Regions from separate parts of the Homo sapiens genome. Here region 1 is linked to region 2. Evidence: chromatin loops called from intact Hi-C (ENCODE). Cell type or tissue: dorsolateral prefrontal cortex. All regions are shown on one strand. Links, peaks and the distances in the headings refer to the core of each region. The heading gives the core; the rest is flanking DNA.

Region 1 (10,623 bases), core at 3,014-5,513, 180 kb before region 2:
CTTAATCCTATCTGCCTGTTTAACTTTCTCCAGTCCATGCACAGTTAGATGACAAGTCTAATTATGTCTTCTTCCTTTCCATTCCCATTGCCAACACCCACTTTCTAACTCTCATTCTCTTGTCCTGAACTATTAGAGCAGGCATCTCATTGATCTCACCCCTCCCAGTCTCCATTCTTTCAACTCTGGTCAACTCATTCATCCTTCCTATATAACACCTCAATAATACAGTGTTTGCCAAAATGTGTTCCTGGATGCAAGTAGCAAATTCAAGAAAACCATGTTTCACAGACAAGTAAGCTTGGGAAAGGTTTCATACTATAGCCCATTCTTAGACAGTTACAACACTAGATTATAAGAATACAGAATTTCTGCATTAAACAAACAAAAAACCACCTATTTAACACAATTTCCAAGACATCACTGATCATGTAACTATTTTACAAAGTAATATGTACTAGCTTGCAGTGGAACACATTTTGGGAAACACTGCCATAAGACAGTTATGGTATTCTCTGTCTAAAATACCTTCAGTGGAGTCCTGTCAATTTAAAGATCCAGTTATTTGGCCCAACATATACACATCCCACAGACTAGCTCTGAACTGTCTCTTTAATCTTCCCATGGTACTGACACTCTTAGTTTCATTAAACCTAAACCCTTTAGAATTTGTGGTTTCCATGAGGTCCTAAATAGCAATTCCTTAAATTGCATCTTTCAGTGTTCTAGGTAAAAACATAATTACAATCATGAGTGGAACCAAGGGTTGCAAACAATCAAGTTTTGCAAACAACCAAATAGCTGGCTGTTGTAGAGGCGCACTTTCACCTCAAAACCAATATTTAGTCATCATGAGTTGTTTTATAGCTAAAATAAGTCAATTTGTACGAAAGTATGTCACATGGTACTAAGTAAATATTTATTTAATCTCAATAGTAATCCATTATATTTTGAAATCTGTATTTTCTTTGATCCTTACTATTGGTGCTAAAATTAATTAAAAATTATTTATTTTCTCAATGAAATAACTATTAAGTTTTTATGTTTTTTCTGCCTGAAATCCCAGTGCTACCAAAGTTGTTTAAACTTAATTTATTAGTCATTTAGAGTCCAAAGTATTTTTTCCTGTTTAAGAGACAATCTTATTGATCATATTATTTACTAATATCAGGAAGAAGGGCATACAACTTGTGAACTTTTAATAGAACACAGATGTATTTAATTATTTTGTGTTTCTATGGAAGTAATTATTCAATAATCACTCAAAGGCATATTATACAGTAGACCAACTAGTGATCAAGCTTTGATCATTCTAGGTGAACTTAATTTACCAAGAATATGGTATTAATGGAAACAGATCAAATAAGAAAATGGGAAGTAGTTCCTAAAAGTGCTGAGGGACTAAAAAGGAGATACTTCAGGCTTAAGCTCTGGAAATACACGTATTTTGTAAATTTTTACTTCTAGATATAATTGTAATGGCTATTGCATTAATGACTAAACTTGAATTATTTTAAATTACTTAGGGTTAAAATTCAGCCAAAAAAAGCATTCATATATACATAGACTCATCATGGAAGTAGAAACACTTACAATGGAATTTTATTTTTCTCTAATATAAAATAAGAACTGATTTATTTATTTTAGAAAATGTTTCATCAGTACCTATTATATACTAGTTCTTCTAGAGCACTCACTGGTGGGTAAGAATTAATTTATCAGTTCACAGGGATATAAGAAATCCTTTTATCAGGCCCTAGTTTAGATGGCTTGAAAGAGAAGCCAACAGCTGCAATGTCTGCTCATAAATTTTAAAAGAGAACTGTAAATATAAATTTGTGAATCTTTACTGCACCAATAATTTGAAGGTAGGTGGCAAAAAAAAAAAGCAAAACAAAGGCAGGAAATAACTCAAATGTGGCTTTTTGCCATTTCAAATAGAGTAAACTTAAATAAAAATTATAAATGGATGTAGTATACCAATAAAGATCTAGATCATGTTATCACCATAAACATCCCTGAACCACTGATCCTACCCCTCTCTGCTAACTTGATACTGAAGAAATCAGCACTAGGGTAATCCATTTTGAAGCGAGTCTTGCCAAAATCTTCTCTCTGGCTTCTACCTGTAGTATATTATCTTTTCTTCCCTGACATTTTATCTCTTTTGTTCTATTTGCTCCCATCAGCCTGAATTTCTGAATGTTTCATCTTTTCTTGGACACTCCAGTATACAAACATGTCTTCACTTTGGACATAATCTTAGTGGAATTCAACTGTGAGTTGTGTAAGTGTAATAAACAGCTTAACTACCATTCTGTAAGGAGGCTGCTTACCTAATCCAGCAGGCTCTTGATGACAACTGCTCATTGGATCCCCTAAACCCCAAATTTGTATATTACCACATATTTTTTTAAAAGTTATTTAATTCAGGATTTAACTATGAGAAATTAAGCAAGAATGGGTGAACCAAGTATATGGAGTGAGGAGTAAATGAGATAGAATCACTAAACTGACAATTTAAGCAAATACACACATATGCATGCATGCACATGTATTGACTTTCCAGCCCTACAAAGCTGGAGGAGAGGAACCCATTTGTAAAGTCTGTACTCTGAAGTCCATCTTATACACAAATTAATATTTATAAACATCTATTTGATTAAGTTGCTCCAAGGTTCAAAAACCACAGTTTCCATTGCCACACACTGGGGTACACAGTAGTGGGCCAAGAGGGACTTGGAACCATCGTTAAATGTGGCACATCTTTCTAGAGGGTCAGTTTTAATAGAAAATTTTAGAGAACAGCTTGCAATTTATTTGCTTTGTGATTCACTTGAAATTTTTAAAAATCAAAATAGACACAAATTCCTAAGGAACAGAATGCATATTCTCATTAATTTTTATAAAAGTTGAGACTTCAAAAAAATTTTGCGGCAGGCTTAAGGATCACTGTCTCTCCATCTTCTTTGGAAGCATATGTTTAGTCTTTCCCATCATCTGGAAACTTCAGTGAAAATGTTTGAAAAGTGGTGTCCTACTATGCATATTAAATAAAACTGTTCTCCATGAGTTTTTCATAATATACAACAAGGACCTTAAAAATTTGCTCACTCTTTGGTCTACTCATTTCAATTGTTGTTGTGTGCTGCTAACATTGGTTGAATGCTTGATCTGGGCCAGGCATTTCTAAACTTTGTACATGTTATTAACTCTTTTAATCTTCACACCAGCCCTGTGAGATACCTAATAATATTTTCATCATAAAGTTGAAAAAACTAAGGCACAAAAGGGTAAGCTACTAAGTAGCAGAGTCAGGGGTTGATTCAAGGCAGTAGGGTTCCATAATTCACACTCCTAACCAAAAGGTTGTTCTTCACTTATTACTGATATTGATTAAACAATGGAAACAATTACCCACCAATAGATTTAATTAAATAAATTATGATAAAACCATATGACAAACTACCCTCTAACCATTAAAAAGGTTGGTCTGAATGAACTGAATGTCCCCCCAAAATTTGCATATTAAAATGCTAACCCCCAATGTGATGCCAATAGGAGGTGAGGCCTTTGGGAGGTAATAGGTCATGAAGATGGTGCCCTAATGAGTGGGATTATTGCCATTATAAAAGGGACCCCAGGGCTGGGCGCGGTGGCTCACACCTGTAATCCCAACACTTTGGAAGGCCGAGGCATGTGGATCATGAAATCAGGAGATCAAGACCATCCAAGCTAACACAGTGAAACCCCAGCTCTACTAAAAATACAAAAAATTAGGTGGGCGTGGTGGCACGTGCCTGTAATCCCAGCTACTCGGGAGGCTGAGGCAGGAGAATCACTTGAACCTGGGAGGCGGAGGTTGCAGTGAGTCGAGATCATGCCACTACACTCCAGCCTGAGTGACAGAGTGAGATTCCATCTCAAAAAAAAAAAAAAAAAAAAGGGACCCCAGAAAGCTCTGTCACCTTCTTTCCACCGTGTGAGGTTACCAGAAGGTGGCAGTCTGCCACCCAAAAGAAAGTCCTCACCGGAACCCAACCTTGCTGGCACCCTGATCTCGGACTTCCAGCCTCCAGAACTGTCAGAAATAAATTCTTGTTGATTATAAAGTCACTCAGTCTATGGTCCTTTGTTACAGCAATCCAAGCTAAGACAGTCATTATGTACTAAAGTGGGTTAAGGGATGCCATAAAGTAAACAAAAGAGAAGCACTATAGAGCAGTGTCTATACTATGTATGTAAAAACATACCTAATAAAGTATGGATAGGAAATACACAAAAATATTAAGAGCAGTTATTATCAGAAACATTTTCTCATCCTAATGTTTCTGGGGAGAGGACTTCTGCCATGTGAACACTACGACTCTTCTCCTATCCACACTCCTCTTCCCTTTGTCACAGTGAGGTTGGGAGAAAGAATTAGAAATCTTGGTTCAGTGCCTTCCTCTTGCCTCTAATGTGCAAATCAAACAGCTATAGGCCAGCCCTGCCCTTATTCAGCCCTCCTTAAATTCTCACCTTAGTGCCTGGCTTGCTTCACCCTGGTCCCATGCTAGTAGAAAGGGGGTCTAACTCATCCCCACAGGGGAAGCTGGAGTTGTCCAGCATGGGCCATGACTAAAGGGTGAGTTTAAGCCTGGAGTATAGCATTAGAAAGGCCACCTGGCTGCCCAACAAGAAAATCCCCTTACTCTAATATAGGTTTCAGCAGTAATAAAGCTGATATTTCTAAGTCACTTTATCTGACTCCTGCGTTTATTTTTCACTTGATTTTAATTCACCAAAAAAGTGAGGGCTGGGAATGCCCTTTTTCAGGCCCTTTTACTTTTACCTTTTTCTAGTGTTTAAAAAAAATTTCGTGGCCAGGCAAGGTGGCGCCTACCTGTAATCCCAGCACTTTGGGAAGCTGAGGTGGGTGGATCACCTGAGGTCAGGAGTTCAAGACCAGCCTGACTAACATGGTGAAACCCCATTTCTACTAAATACAAAAAATTAGCCAGGCGTGGTGGCACATGCCTATAATCCCAGCTACTTGGGAGGCTGAGACAGGAGAATTGCTTGAATCCAGGAGGCGGAGGTTGCAGTGAGCCGAGATCACACCATTGCACCCCAGCCCAGGCAACAAGAGCGAAACTCGGTCTCAAAAAAAAAAAAATAGTATGACATATTATTTTAAAAAGTTACTTCCATTTTAAAAAATTATCTGTCATATGACATTCAAAATTCTTTAAAATCCAGCCCTATGTTCTTTGCACAAAGCTATCCAGGGCATTTCCTCCACTCACCCTACCCGCTGCTCTCGGTTCATGGAGAACTGATAGCTGTCCTCGGAAGCCCATGCCCTTCCAGCTCACCCAACCAAGCTCTTCACTCAAGCTTCTTCCCGCTCCTTCCGTGTCTCTTGTTGTTTTGCTGAACTCCTATTTATCCTTCAAGACTCATTTCAAAGACCACGTTCTCCTCAAACTGGTCATTGCTAGAAGACTACAGGGAATGGTTAAATAGACCAGGTTATAACCACTGGGGCAATGAAAGCAAAATAAAAGCTCAGGAATTGTTTTCTTCCTCAGATTCTCCCTTAACTAGTTATAATAACGGATACATTTAGAGGACATTTGAAGTTGAAAAGTCAGGTCTACTGTGGAAAAGCATTACCAATCTGTTGACAGCAGTGGTTCTCAAAGTATGGACTCTGGTCCATGAGCCTCAGCATCATCTGGTGATACCGTTTGGATATTTGTCCCCTAAAAATCTCATGTGGAAATGTAATCCCCAGTATTGGGGTGGGACTTAGTGTGAAGTGTTTGGGTCATGGGGGTAGAGCGCTCATGAATGGCTTAGCACCATCCCCTTCGTGATAAGTGAGTTCTGGCTGCAAGTTCACCCGAGATTTGGTTGTTTAAAACTGCATGTCACCTCCCTGCTCTCTCTTGCTCCCACTGTCACCTGTGACTCACCTGCTCCTCCTCTGCCTTCCATCATGACTATAAGCTTCCTGAGACCCTCACCAGACACAGATGCTGGCACCATGCTTTCTATACACCCTGCAGAACCACGAGCCAATTAAACCTCTTTTCTTTGTAAATTACCCAGCCTCAGGTATTTCTTTATACAACATCAGAGTGGCCTAATACACCCAGAAACTTGCGAGAAATGGAAAGATCTCAGGTGCCATCCAGACCTATGAATCAGAACCTTTGGTGGTAAGACCCTGCCAACTGTGGTGAACAAGAGCCCTTCAGGTGATTTTGAGGCATCTTGAGTTTGAGACACATGGGGTTACAGTAAGATGAAAAGAAGAAGTCAAGATGGTAAGGAATGGAATTCATTTTCAGTTGTAAATTTCCTGGTTGAGAGAGAGAAAGTGTTGGAAGCCGAAATATTTTAGTCTGATTAGCAGAAACTATGGATTAGCCACTGCAGTTATGTCAATGCCATGATGACTAAGGACAGCATGTTAACATTCTGGGTGAATCTTCCTGGAAAAGAAAGTGGAGGCCCCTTCTATGTGGATGTTGGGGACCTTTCAGAAGATGAGTGAATATACAACTTGTAGACCATGTCTCATCGGACTCCTGTCTCTGTGCCCACATTTTACCTTACAAATACTTCTAAGTTGTCATTTATTACAGTGTTGTAGTTAGGTATCTCCTTATTAGACAGAGACCTTTTCAAGGACAAACTCCACACCATTCATCTTTACATCCCCAGTCCCTGGCACTGGACCTGGCATCATTAGATCTTACACATTATTTGTTGAAAGAATTAATGGAAAAGAGGCATTAGAATCAATGTGAGATCTGCAGTTTCTGCATCTCCCATCTCTCCATCAGGCCTATTGCTCACCCTTAGAGAGAAATTGTTAAATGCTATTCACCAGCTCTCTCATCCTAGTTTGTAAAAAGAATAGTGCCCAAGTTTAAGCACTCCAAAACATTCATTCTTCGTATAACATTATCTCCATAATGCTTTGTTTATTCTTGTCTGGGCCTGATCTTCTATCTCTTGGCCAACTTCTATTTCTCTATATCCTGGAGACCAGAAGATGTCTCTAAATTCAATCTGTTCTCTGGATGCTTCCTATACTTCCTTGCCTCCAAGCTCTTCTCTAAACTCATGACTTTCCTTTTAGCCTTCTCAAGGGGTGACTATTTATTATCCTCAAATCATGCATCACAAGGTTGGGAGATGGGGTTGGTGTCCTACCTGCTCCCCATTATCACTCCAGACAACTAGTTCTGCTCCCTTTTATTAAAAACTACCTCTCTGGGGTCCATGCCACTTGGCTATACCAACCCTCCCTCTCCTCTTTGTTGCCATCTACTGTCAGCCTATCCAAGCTCCTTCACCCACTGAAGACTGACAGTTCAGTGTTGTTTCCTACTCAAGATCTGTCTTCATTCCTTGACCTTCACATCTCCAAAACCATCCACTTTTAAAGTCAGACTTTAGCCTGTGCTGTTATCTCTATGTGATCCATGCAATTTAAACATTCCTCCCGTGTAATGAGCCCTCTCCCTCTGTATTAGTACATTCTCACACTGCTGTGAAGAAATACCTGAGACTGGGTAATGTATGAAAAAAAAGAGGTTTAATTGACTCACATTTCCACATGGCTGGGGAGGACTCAGGAAACTTAGAATCATGGTGGAAGGTACCTCTTCATAGGGCGGCAGGCTGAGCAAAGGGGAAAGCCCTTTATAAAACCATCAGATCTCATGAGAACTCACTCACTATCATGATAACAGTACGGGGAAACTGCCCCCATGATTCAATTATCTCCACCTGGTCCTGCCCTTGACACATTACAATTCAAGGTGAAATTTGAGTGAGGACACAGAGCCAAACCATAATCACCCTATATCAGTTACGATTATCAATTACTATTATTCAACCATTCTTTGGCCTTATTGGAATCCCCAAATCTATTGCCTCTTCAACTTTCTTCAAACCAATTAGCGTCTTTTTTCTTTACTTGTCTTTTATCCATTCTGTTTACTCTCCTGTCTCTGTGTCTTTTAGTAGCATCACTCAAACAAAGCCATCAGTTCCTTCCCAGCCTGCACCTAGGCACATATTTCTGCTGGAGAAAGTCACACTGTGAACTCATAATCACCAATTTCAATGGGCCATCCACACTGAATAATACAATTACATTTCTCTGGTCAACCTGACCACCCCTACAATAAAATGTTCAAAATGCTTCTACTCTTAAATCTTTGCCCTTCCTCTCCCCTCCTCGTTCCCAGAAAATGACCTTTCTTTCTACTTAACAGATAAAAATCTCAGGTAGGGATGCTGTTAGGGCTGAATTGTGTCCACACCCCCAAATTCTTCTGTTGAAGTCCTAACCCTCATTGTCTCAGAATGTGACTGTATTTGGAAATAGAGCCTTTAAGGAGATAACTAAGATAAAATGAGAAGGGATGGGTGGCCCCTAATCCAATATGACGCGTGTCTTTTAAAGAAGAAATTAGGATACAGACACCTGGGGAAAAGACCTTGTGAAGACAGGAGGACAGTCATCTGCAAGCCAGGGAGAGGGGCCTCAGGAGAAAATAACCCTGCCAACACATTAATCTTTGATCTTTTAGTCTCCAGAATTGTGAGAAAATAAGTTTCTACTGTTTAAGCCACACATTCGGTGGTATTTGTCACAGTAACCCTAGCAAATTAATATAAATGTCCTCTTCTTCCAACAACCAAGATATAAACCTACCTACAGCTTAACCTGTTCTATGTCTCTTTCCTCTATTGTTATTATGTAACAGTAGAGGCCTTCCCACTCTTCCTTTTATCCTTGCTTTGGACTTCATCCTGTCCACCTCACCCAGCACCCAAAACTCTTCTCACTAAACCATCAAATATCTCACTTCTCTTTTACAGTCAATCCCCACCCACACTAGACCTTTCCAATTGCCTTATACATCTGTGAAGAAGGTCTCTGCCATTTAAATATAATAACCTCTTTTAACCTCATGTTTCTCTCCAGGTTCTATTCTATCCTGTCTCATTACAGCCAAACAGAAACAAAAGAAAATAAAAAACCATCTAAGTTTTGTCTTAATTTCCACATCCACCAATCAGAAGTCAATCTATTCCAATTTAGTTCTTATCATGCAACTTGCCAAAAACACCAACGACCTCCCTATCATAAAGACAATACATATTTTCTAGTCTTCATTTTGCCTGACATCTCTGCTGACCACCTACTCTTGGAATGTTCTGCCTCTTGTTTTCGAGGTCCAGTTGCCTCCTGATTTTCTTCCTACTTTTCTGGCTGCTGCTTCTCTTCTTTTTTATCTCATTCTCTTCTATCCACCATTCAAATTTGGAGCTCCTCTACATTCTGTCCTGGGTTTTCTTCTCTTCTTCCTCAATAATTATGATCGTATTTCTTCTCATATCAAACTTATAATGTTTCCCTGTTGTCCACCATAAGTTATTTAATACCCACCACATTCTCCTCCACCTCTCTTCGGCTTTTTTGTTTCCTTCACATAACACATTTTTTTCTGAATATCCTATGATTTAATGCCTCTATGTCTTTCCTTGGGCTGTTTTTCCTACCTACAAATACCCTTCCACTTTCTCCAACTTCCTTATGTCTAAATTCTACCCATCTTTTAAGTCTAAATTCAAATATCACCTCCCTGAACTCCTTCTCATCTTTCCATGAGAAGCATTCTCATTCACTATGATTCACTGAAGATTTTGCTTTGAATTCCTTGCTTTCCTTATTACATAATTTTCTGGGTACACACCCACAAAGAGCAGGAGCCCTGTCATTTTATTCTTATCTTAAACAGCACCTTTCAAAATGGCTTACACATAGTATGAGCTAAATGACTACCAACCTCTTCATGTCAGGCCATGGTAGATTTTTTTTCCACTCTGATAATCTATAGTATTTATTTTACGGCAGTTGACCATAGGCAGCCCTTTATTATTATTTTATGGGTTCATGTGTGCTGGCTGCCCCCTACTCAGTATGAATGCTTCTCTAGGACAAGATCATATTTCATATTTCTATACACCCTCCACAAGAACACTCTTCATCCAAAGAGCCCTTCTTTTCATAGAGGAGTGCCTGTGATGTGGCTGTTTCTAAATGGTCCATGCAGCATACCCAAATGAATGACTTCATGTTGCAGGCAGAAAGAATGAGGGTCGTGATCAGCTCATTATACCACTGGAGGCTCTATGAGTAAGCAGCAAACTGTTTCTCATAAATGCAGAATGTTGGCAAACTGACAAACTGCGTCTGCCAACCGGAAGGACTGCTGAGGGCAGTCACGCCCCAAGTGCGGTGTTTCTTTTGATTAGGTACATCTGAAGCCTGTTAGTAATAATGTGAACCTGTGATCAATTAAGCAGCTGACCAATCATTACCTCCTCCTTCCTGCTCTTGCTAACCAATAAATACAATGGGCTGTGGAAGCTCAGGGGCTGCGTTTGCTCACTAGGAACACCAAGCTCTCTTCTTCCCCTGGCCCCTTCCTTTAAAACAGTTTCTTTTGTCTTAAGTTTTCATATCTACATTCATCCCCCTTCGTTCAGTTTCGTAATGACGGTCTCAAGCAGTAACAGTAGTAACCGTCATAATGACGGTCTCAAGTA
Region 2 (10,623 bases), core at 3,983-6,482:
TCTCCCATTTCAACTTTCTGAGTAGCTGGGATTACAGGCGTGAGCCACTGTGCCCAGCTATTTTCTTATACAATCTTTAGGCCTTTTCTTTTTTCTTGCCTATCTAGAACCTTCCAGTATCATATTGAATAGAAGTAGTGAGAGCATACTTTTTTTGTTTTGCCCAGTGTTATGGGAAAGCATGCAGTATTTCACCATGAAATATGATATGAGCTAAAGGTTTTCCCTAGATGCCCCTTATCTGGTTGGGGAAGGTCCTTAATTTCAGTTCACTGAGTTTTATGAAAGGTATCGATGGTGAGCATCTTTTCACAAGCCTGCTGGCCATTTATTTTATGTCATCTTTGATGAAATGTCTCTTCAAGCCCTTTGCCCATTTTTTCATCGGCTTGCTTGTTTTGTTTTGTTTGCAATAGAATTGTAGGAGTTTCTTGTGTATTTTGAAAATTAACCCCTTATCACACACATGCTTTGCAAGGGTTTTTTCTTATGCCATAGGCTACCTACCTTTTGGTTTTGTTGATTACTTCCTTTGCTGCGCAGAAACATTTTAGTTTAATGTAGTCCCACTTGTTTGTTTTTGCTTCATTGCCTGTGCTTTGGGTATCATATCTAAATAATCATTGCCAAGACCAATATCAAGGAGTTTTTTTCCCCCATGTTTTTTTCTAGGAGTTTTATGATTTCACGTCTTACATCTAAGTCTTTAGGCTATTTTGAGTTGGATTCTGTATATGATATAAGAATAGGGCCCAATTTCATTCTTTTGCATGTGGATATTCACTTTTCCTAATACCATTTATTGCAGACACTCTTCTTTCCCTAATGTGTATTCTTGGTACCCTTGTCAAAGATTAGTTGACAACATATGTGTGGGTTTATTTCTGAGCTCTCTATTCTATCAGCTATGTCATAATTGAGCTCCTTTTCTCTAAGATCTAACACGTGTGTAATTCAAACATGGGTTCAAAAGTGCTCATCTTGAAGTAGTCTAGAAATCCACCAGCAGCCACTAAACCCAACGTAGATGAGGGAACACGGGTTGCATGTAGCTGTAAGGCAAGAAGAAGGAATGGAGAGACCGAGAGTGACATCAGCTGGAGAACTAAGGGAGGTGGGAAGTATAAAGAGGAGATTTGAATTGGCTGCATCTTGTGAGGCCTGGGCTAGACTGGCTGTCTAGGGTGAAAACATGTTCTAAAAATTCAGGATGTAGACCAAGAAAGATGGGACAATTATCCCAGCATTTAAGGGCTCTAAAAGGGGAAAATGGGTCTACTTATTTCCCGTTGGAAAACCTGAGAAAGGGCGTTTTTCCAAGGCCCCAGATCAAACCTACTCTGGGGTTGAAATAGATGGGAGGTTCCAGGCACGGTGGCTCACGCCTGTAATCCCAGCCCTTTGGGATAATCTCAGCACTTTAGGAGGCCAAGGTGGGTGGATCACTTGAGGCCAGGAGTTTGAGACCAGCCTGGGCAACATGGTGAAACCCCATCTCTACTAAAAATACAAAAAAAAATTAGCCTGGTGTGGTGGCACGCGCCTGTAGTCCCAGCTACTCCAGAGGCTGAGGCATGAGAAGACTGAGGCATGAGAATCGCTTGAACCTGGGCGGTGGAGGTTGCAGTGAGCCTAGATCGCGCCACTGAACTCCAGCCTGGGCCACAGAGTGAGACTCTGTCAAAAAAAAAAAAAAGACGGGAGTTAAGGAGTTAGGTGTTCAAGCTGGACTCGTACAGACTTGTCTGTTTGTAGGAGAGTTTTATGCAAACACCTACACTTCAAATTAGAGTAGATCTCACCCTCCAAGTAGTAGCTTAGTGTATGATCATTTGGGCTCCCTTGCTAGGTGGGGAGGCAGAGACCGCTTCATCCTTCTGGTGCTAGTAACAACAATGGCTCATTTGGGGACCCTTCCCTGAGTGTTTTTTTTGTTTTTGTTTTTGTTTGTTTTATTTTGTTTTGTTTGCTATGTTTTGACCGCATTGTTTGCAGACGACAGACAACCAAGTGGACCCTCAGTCCCATAGATGTCCCACAATCTGTATGACCCTGAGGCAAAGTCCACAGCCGTTCTCACTCCTCCCTGTCGTCCTCTCCCACAGGAATCCGAGGGTGTTTCCTGCCACTATTGGTCGCTGTTTGACGGGCACGCGGGGTCCGGGGCCGCGGTGGTGGCGTCACGCCTGCTGCAGCACCACATCACGGAGCAGCTGCAGGACATCGTGGACATCCTGAAGAACTCCGCCGTCCTGCCCCCTACCTGCCTGGGGGAGGAGCCTGAGAACACGCCCGCCAACAGCCGGACTCTGACCCGGGCAGCCTCCCTGCGCGGAGGGGTGGGGGCCCCGGGCTCCCCCAGCACGCCCCCCACACGCTTCTTTACCGAGAAGAAGATTCCCCATGAGTGCCTGGTCATCGGAGCGCTTGAAAGTGCATTCAAGGAAATGGTAGGTATTCCTGGGAGTCTGGGGCAGCAGGGCCAGGCTGGCGCCTGCGCCAGGTCTGTCCGTCCTTCCTGGAGGGCTCCCAGAAAGCGCACGGTTTTGCTGCCTGGCTCCACCTGGACGGCCCCCTGTGATAATGGGGCTTCCATTCCCAATAGAAATTGGCAGCAGACAGAGTTCCTGGCATCAAGTGCTGGCAAAAATGTAAAAGAAGGCTGAGTGCGGTGGCTCACGCTTGAAATCCCAGCACTTTGGGAGGCCGAGGCAGGAGGTCAGGAGTTCAAGACCAGCCTGGTCAACATAGTGAAACCCCGTCTCTACAAAAATACAAAAATTAGCCGGGCATGATGGCCGTTGCCTGTAATCCCAGCTACTCGGGAGGCTGAGGTGGGAGAATTGTTTGATCCTGGGAGACAGAGATTGCAGTGAGCCAAGATTGCGCCACTGTGCTCCAGCCTGAGCAACAGACCGAGACTGCGTCTCAAAAAAAAAAAAGTAAAAGAAGATGAAAGAGGGGGACAGTGCATGAGGTCAGAGGCTTATTAAATACAGGCCTTATTGCTTTTATTTCCTATATTCATATTGATGCCAGCTGGTACGATTGCACTTAGATGTGAGCATGATCACCATCTGTTTTACAGATGTGTATAAAGTCCGGTGTTGGGGGAAACAGGGTTTAGGAAAGTGCTCAAAAGTCCCCATCCTATACAGATGTGATCTAAGAACGGCTGTTTTACCACAACTGGGAATGTGGTTCACACTGCAGACAAAGTGCTGGAGGAGAACAGAGCCAGGGGCCAATATCCAAGAAGTCTTAGTCTTACCCAGGCATGTGGATTTGTCTGTTCGTTTCCATCTGAATGGGTCTGATCGGGAGTTCATCATCCTTCGCTGTTGGCCTCACTCCTGAGCATGTCCTCGGGAGAGTGCCACAGCTCTCGCTGTCCCTTGCTGCCCCTCTGCCTGGCAGGAGTGCACATAGAAGCCGCCTCTGCTTTGTTCTATGCCAGCTCTTTCCCTCTGTGAGCTTACTTTATCCTAAGCCAATTATTTTGGTTTTAAAGATTTTATTTCTTGCTCGGCAGCCTGCATACAGATAAAGAATAAGAGATATTTAAGGATATTTATAAGGGCTTGAGTTAGGCAAGTGGGCAGTCATGGCCTTAAAACCTGGAGATTACAGGCCGGGCACGGTGGTTCATGCCTGTAATCCCAGCACTTTGGGAGGTCGAGGTGGGTGGATCGCAAGGTCAGGAGTTCGAGACCAGCCTGGTGAATAAGGTGCAACCCCGTCTCTACCAAAAATACAAAAAAATTAGTCGGGCGTGGTGGCACATGCCTGTAATCCCAGCTACTTGGGAGGCTGAGGCAGGAGAATTGCTTGAATACAGGAGGCAGAGGTTGCAGTGAGCTGAGATCATGCCACTGCACTCCAGCCTGGGCAACAACAGCGTGACTCCATCTCAAAAAAACAAATAAACAAAAAAAAAAAACCTGGAGATTACAAAGTGATGAGAAGCTGTTAAATGAAGTCAAAACAGCTAGAAGCGTCTTGCCAGAACCGGATAGGCACATGGTGCATGTTCCAGGATCTCACGGCATCAGGTAGTGTGCTAAGAAGGAAAGTAAATAATGACTATACATATCGTCATCTGATTTGTTTGTAAGGCAAAAATAGTTCATATATTCACCCCTCAAATTTGCATCCTCTTTTTATTTAAACGTGTCCCTTCTTTGGTCTCAGCTTTTTCTCTCCTTGTTACAGAGATAACATTTACCCTTTGACTAGCAGGTGGTTTAAAATGCACCTTGCTGGGCGTGGTAGTGGTGCATGCCTGTCATTCCAGCTACTCAGGAGGCTGAGGCCGGAGGATTGTTTGAGCCCAGGAGTTCTGAGCTGTCATGTGGGTTCAGTGTCAATGTGGTGACCTCCTTGGAGCAGAGCACCACCGGGATGCCTGAGGAGGGGTGACCTAGCCCAGATCAGGTTATATCTCCAGTGCTTTTTTGTCACTGTATTCCAGCTTGTGCAACACAGCAAAACCCCATCTCTTAAAAAATAAAATTAAGAATAAAAATGTAAAAATAAAATGCACTTCTATCTCAAGACTGTCTGATAGCCTGCAACCCTGCAATCCCAATGAAAATACCAGGAGGCTGGAAAAGATTATTTAGGAAAAAGGGAATTAAGGTAGGAAAATTGACTCCCACTCAGTCGTGGTGTAAAATCTCACTCTCTGCCTCTGTAGAGGCTCTGATGTCAATAAATGTTTCTAGACACTAATACTCAGAATGCCAAGTATTGAATTTATTTTTTTAATTATTTAGGCAAAAATTTGACAATGGGCTCTCCTTGTAATGTAATGTAATGTAATTCAGTTTGCATGGTAGAAGTGAAAAATAAAGGAAACGTTGAGATTTTCATTTCCTTCAGTTGTGACTAGTGCCACAGGACATCTTTTACCTGGAGCTGCTGCATTCTCAATTTTGTCCACTAGAGGCCAATGTCACATTGACTCAGGACTCCACAGGGGTCTCAGGCTGTTCCTGCCCATTAATGGCTCAGGGTTGCTCTTAACAACTGTGCTGGCAAAGAAAGGTTCATTCAGAAAAATACTTAAGAGGCTCATTTTTAAAATATTTCTACTTTTAATGAACCAATTCATTACCTCAAATTTTTCTTGGAAACTTAGTCACCAGCAAAAACAACAATTGTTTGCTTCATTTTCATGTGTAATTCATTCAATCAGTAATATTTGTTGAGAACCAACTAGAAGCCAGGCCTGACTGGGAAAAGAATATTGAGCCGATTAGGCAAAGAAGGGTGTTAAACAAGTAAAATATAAATGGGAGGAGCCTTGAGAGGGGAAATACAGGGTGATGCAGGAGTCTGGTAAAGAGATGAAGGGAAAGGTTCCCTGGGGAGGTGATGCTGGGGTGTGGGGGCTCAGGAGTAGAGCAGACATGTGCAGGGCAGGGTTGGGAGAATGAATGCCCTGGGGCTCAGGAAACCTGGGTAACAAACCGAGCCTGAGAAAAAACCCAGGTAGGCCAAAGCCAGTAAGCCACCATTGCTGTGGTGGGAAGATAGATCTTAAATGTAGCAATGGCAGGTGAATGAGGAGGAAGGCTGGAGTGCCCCTGTGGAGACCCAGGCCCAGATGTGCCATATCATGAACCTTTAGCTTTAAGCTATGTCTCTTCCCTGTTTGTTCCTTTCAGGTTTACCCCCATGCCCTAGCTTCCTCTTCACACTTTTTCCCCCCAGATTGTCTGTCTAGGTCCCCAACCTGCCTACAGCTTACCGGGGCTTTGCACTGTGAAAGGAAAATAAAAACTGGGCCCCCAATCCACTATGGAAATTGGAAATCACTAGGAAAAAAAATTAAGCTGAAAGCTGAGTCGTGGAAGAAACTGTTTCCTTTTGTTCCTAAGCAGATACTACAGATGAATGGTTGAATATCTCCACAGGTAGCTACTCTGTGTTCACCTTACCTCACGCAAAGTGTTGATTTATTGATTTCCAGAGCCCCAGACTATCCCCTACCTGCTCCTTTTCTCTTGGAATATGTGGATGACCATACCCTCCCTCTTTCCCCTCCGGCCCACTTTTCCCCTTTAAATACTGAAGCCTTCAAATTCATCTTTGGAGAAAGGTACAGACTACAGACTGTCTCTGTGATCTGTGTTTTTTTTCTTCCAGGCATGTCCTTACCCTTGGCAAAATAAACTGAATGGATTGAGACCTGTCTCAGATACCTTTTGGTTTACAGCACCTTTCTGGTTGGCCTTATTAAGTGAGAAGCTCACCATTCTTTGGTTCTCATGGCACCTGGAAGGGTGGCCATACCTTGTGCTTTGCTGGGGACTGGGTCAGTGGGTGCCTGCTGTCTTAATTGTTAATACTCTCCCATTTCACTCTCAGATGTGACCTTCTTTGGAATGATAAGTCTTCTGTTTAATCACAGATGCTCTTGTTTTTCTTTGCGTCATCAGAGATTTCAGAGAAACTACACTCCTGTTTCATAGAAACAATGCCTGTCTTAACCTTATCAAATTGCTTAAGGTGAGCTTCAGAATCCACAGCACAGAAATTATACCAGCTTCAAAATAATAGCTGGAAGGCCATTGCCAACTCCTTTTTCTTTCCTCCCCCTCTCAATATTAGGTTTTTGAGAGTCATTGTCTTACCGTGTAAACCTTTGGTTTTTTGAAATGCCCACAAGCGCCACGGTGTGCCAGGCAACCCGAGGACAGTTCACACAGCTGTCTATAGCAGGACAGCTTTGAATTTTCCAGATCATTCCTAAACTTTTTTTTTCACCGCAGTAGCCACCCACTCTCTAATTTTCCTGTTTCTAGATGTCCTTTAGGTATTGCGGGTTTTGTGCCATTGATTTTCTATAATAGGAAATTCAATATTAAGTAAGAGTTGTCATATAGGCATTTCAGCTTTGTGGCTCTCTTGCCTTCTCTTCCACTTTTAATCCCTAAAAGTAAAGTTCCCCAAGCCTTGCACCTAAGCCTCTAATTTGCCTCACTGATGACATTTATGCAGCTGTCCCTCTGGAGATTCTGAGTGTCACAATATCCTTAAAAGCAGAGCTTCTCCTTCACTGGGAGTTTTTGCTTTATTTATAAGAGCTCAACAATGTGGAATCAGAATTCTTTGGACTCTCTTTGTTTCTGTCTACCTGCTTGTCTGTCTCCATCTGTTTGTCTTGTCCCTCAATGGAATGCTGTGATATTATGATATTCTGTCTTCAACTCCATGTCCTGACATACAACTCCTAAAATCCTTGAAATCTTCAAAGTGATAAGTATCTTTTTGTATCCTAATGAGATGACTGGTGGCTGGCAGCCCCTGGGTAGCTTCTGGATGGGGTCTGTTCATCAAAAAGACCAAGGCAGGATTAGAGGGCTGTGCAACTAAGTAGAATCACACAGTAAACTGCCGTTGATAATGTAGATGTCAGGTGTATTAATGTGAATAAAATGAAAGAATAGCCTAATTTAGATTTGCCCCAATAATTTGTGTGTGTGTGTGCGCGCACACGGGTGCACGCATCCTCAACCTCATGAGAGGGGAGAAGGGCTGAAGGGTGAGTTGATCACCAACAGCTGATGATTTAAACACTCGTGCCTATGTAATGAGGTCTCCATAAAGGCCCAAGAGAATAGGGCTCAGTGAGCTTCTGGGTAGCTGAACATGTGGAGGTCCCTGGAGGGTCACGTGCCAAGTGAGGGCATGGAAGCTCCACACCGTATGCATCTCTTCATCCATATCCTTTGTAATATCCTTTATAATGAACTAGCAAATGTAAGTAAATTTTTCCTGATTTCTGTGAGCCACTCTAGCAAATTAATCGAACCTTAGGAGAGGGGGGTCTTGGGAACCCAGATTTATAGCTGGTCAGTCAGAAGCACAGGTAAACCAACCTGGGGCTTGCGACTGGCATCAGAAGTGGGAGTCAGTTGGGGGACTGAGCCCTCAACCTGTGAAATCTGATGCTATCTCCAAGTACATAATTGTGTGGAATTGAACTGGAGGACGCCCAGCTGGTGTCTTCTGCAGAACTGATTGCTTGCTGGTTATGTGGGGGAAAACTCTCACACATTTGGTCACAGAAGTCTTCTGTATTGGTTGTTGTGGGATGAGAACAGAGGAAAAACAGTTTGTGTTGTTTTCACTAAGAACTGCTCTTCTCAGTCACTAGTATTTATTGAGCTTACATCTTAAAATCAGTATTCTTTTAGACACCACTGAGGAAGTAAAACATAAGATCTTATGGTCAGGCACTTTGGTCCACACCTATAATCCCAGCACTTTGGGAGGCCCAGGTGGGCAGATCACTTGAGGCCAGGAGTTCGAGACCAGCCTAACCAACATGGCGAAACCCTGTCTCTACTAAAATTATTAAAAATTTAGCCAGGCGTGGTGGTACATGCCTGCAATCCCAGCTACTTGGGAGGCTGAGGCATGAGAATCATTTGAATTCCGGAGGCAGAGGTCGCAGTGAGCCGAGATCACACCACTGCACCCTAGCCTGGGCAACGGAGCGAGACTCTGTCTCAAAAACAAAACAAGGCTGGGCGTGGTGGCTCACGCCTGTAATCCCAGCACTTTGGGAGGCCCAGGCAGGTGGATCACGAGGTCAGGAGATTGAGACCACGGTGAAACCCCGTCTCTACTAAAAATACAAAAAAATTAGCTGGGCGTGGTGGTGGGCGGTAGTCCCAGCTACTCGGGAGCCTGAGGCAGGAGAATGGTGTGAACCCGGGAGGCGGAGCTTACAGTGAGCAGAGATCGCACCACTGCACTCCAACCTGAGTGACAGAGCAAGACTCTCTGTCTCAAAAATATATATATATATATATTTTATCTGGGGGCATTTGTAGTCCCACATTATATGAATATAGAAATATGCAATATCTTATTTATTTTGATATTCTAAATAACAAAAGGAGGTAGTGAAATGTTGACACCTTTCCAAAAGGGATACACTGTTAAAAATGTTCAGAAACACTCAAGTCAAAATAAATAGTACCTATTTCTGGGGAAAAAGTAGGTACTAGTCACAAAATACAGACGAACAGAAGAGAAAAAAATGCTTCCAATGAGGGGAGATGGTAACAGTTTCATCAAATACTATAAGCTTCTTTGAGAGCAGTGCTTTTCATCTTTGGTCCTCGGGTTGCCTGGCACAGCTTGGGGCTTGTGGTGAAGGTGACCTATGACCACTGGTTTTTAATACTTACTGTGTACACTGTCAGAGGTAGGTGTGCCCCTACAACCCCCTGATTGTATCTCAGATCTTCCTTCATAGTGTGAAGGCTATGTAGCGAATCCCTCCTGTGTCCACTATGAAAAGTGAGCCATGGCTTCCTAAAGGACCAAAATCTCAGGAATTTTCCGACTGACTTCAATTCTGCTTCCCAGCAAGGCCTGGCTTAGCTCTGTTTTGTCACCTATTATATTTATATTGTCGCTTGGCCCAGGACAATAGGTATAAATAAGACAAGTGTCTTCTAAGTCCTGATTTCAAACCTCCTCCCTACTTCTCCACCCTCCCAAAAACATGGTTGAATAATCAACATTTCAGACTCATGGAGGAAGTCGATTCCACTGCAGGGTTAGTTACAGGAAGCCTTTGCCCTCCTAGGGATCAGAACCAAGTTAGCAGTGATTACCGTTTTAACCTGTTAACTATGGGATTTGAGCTCTGGACATAGCCGGGAGGATCTCAGAGTTCTATTTCCTTTTAAGAGTGGGTCTAGATTCCCCACCAGAGTCGGTTCTTAGGAAGGGAAGAAAATGGCAATATTTTAACTTATGGAACTACTATATGTAATTCCATCACTGGGTAAATGATTGGAAATACCAAGCAGCTAGACTTTGTTGATAAAAACCTTATAAATACATGGTGACATTGTGACAAAAAGGGGGCAAAGTTTATAGTTTAGAAATCTATAAATTAGTGTTTATAGATTAATTATAATAAATAAATTAGTGTTTTCCAAAATTAGCATGTTAATGGTAAATTGGGAACCCACATAGCTGTCTTAAATTTAAGTTGGTTTTGTTCTCTTTGTTTTTGTTAGAACGGGAAGTTTCTCTAGGAAGGAATGAGCATGTGATTCCACCAGCAGCCGGCAGGTGGCAATAGTAGGCAGTAGAGTGCTGGCTTTTCTTCCCCATTGCCTGGCTGGCAGATGGCCTTGTTCTCAGAATAAACTGGGATCAGATTTGGATACTAAAACCATGCAGAATCTGATTATTTGTGACTGACACTATTAGCAATGTGCTCAGAGCCGTGTTTTAACTCAGCTAGGGGGAGCTGCCAGGTCCTATTGAAACTACCCAACACTTGCTCCTTTCTGCTACCAGATATTGCTTTCCTTTTGCAACCTGAAATTGGTAGGAAACAAAGAATGACCTTGGAGTTGCATCATCTATGAGACTTTCAAACCAAATTATTACCATCCCGGGCAATATTTTTCTCTTGCACTTCTTTCCTGCTGAATTAGTCTCATTGCACACACATCTCTGTTTGCCTTTTTTTTTTTTTTTTTTTTTTGAAACGGAGTTTCTCTCTTGTTGCCCAGGCTGGAGTGCAATGACGCGATCTTGGCTTGGCGCGATCTGGGCTCACCGCAACCTCCACCTCCCGGGTTC

Evidence for each region. Hi-C counts contacts between places; a loop is a spot of excess contacts. Peaks named below come from ENCODE experiments on the same cell type or tissue, not always from the same donor. Only the 100,000 strongest peaks of a DNase experiment are listed, where the experiment ranks them.
Region 1: a loop joins it to region 2, with 3 times the contacts of the local background. A loop is called at or near these places in 10 of 110 quality-filtered maps.

The regions. Positions count from the first base shown.
Region 1 is chr12:62,977,242-62,987,864 of GRCh38, reverse strand. No RefSeq gene overlaps it. Among named protein-coding and RNA genes, the nearest start is that of PPM1H, 47 kb to the right of the region's middle. In dorsolateral prefrontal cortex, for the core only: a CTCF peak has its summit at 4,010 (motif pointing right); a DNase peak (open chromatin) is centred at 4,003.
Region 2 is chr12:62,793,643-62,804,265 of GRCh38, reverse strand. PPM1H (protein phosphatase, Mg2+/Mn2+ dependent 1H) reads left to right here. Exons shown (of 10, transcript NM_020700.2): 3 at 2,106-2,450. Among named protein-coding and RNA genes, the nearest start is that of PPM1H, 140 kb to the left of the region's middle. In dorsolateral prefrontal cortex, for the core only: CTCF peaks have their summits at 4,727 and 4,932 (motif pointing right); a DNase peak (open chromatin) is centred at 4,965; H3K27ac peaks cover 627 bases.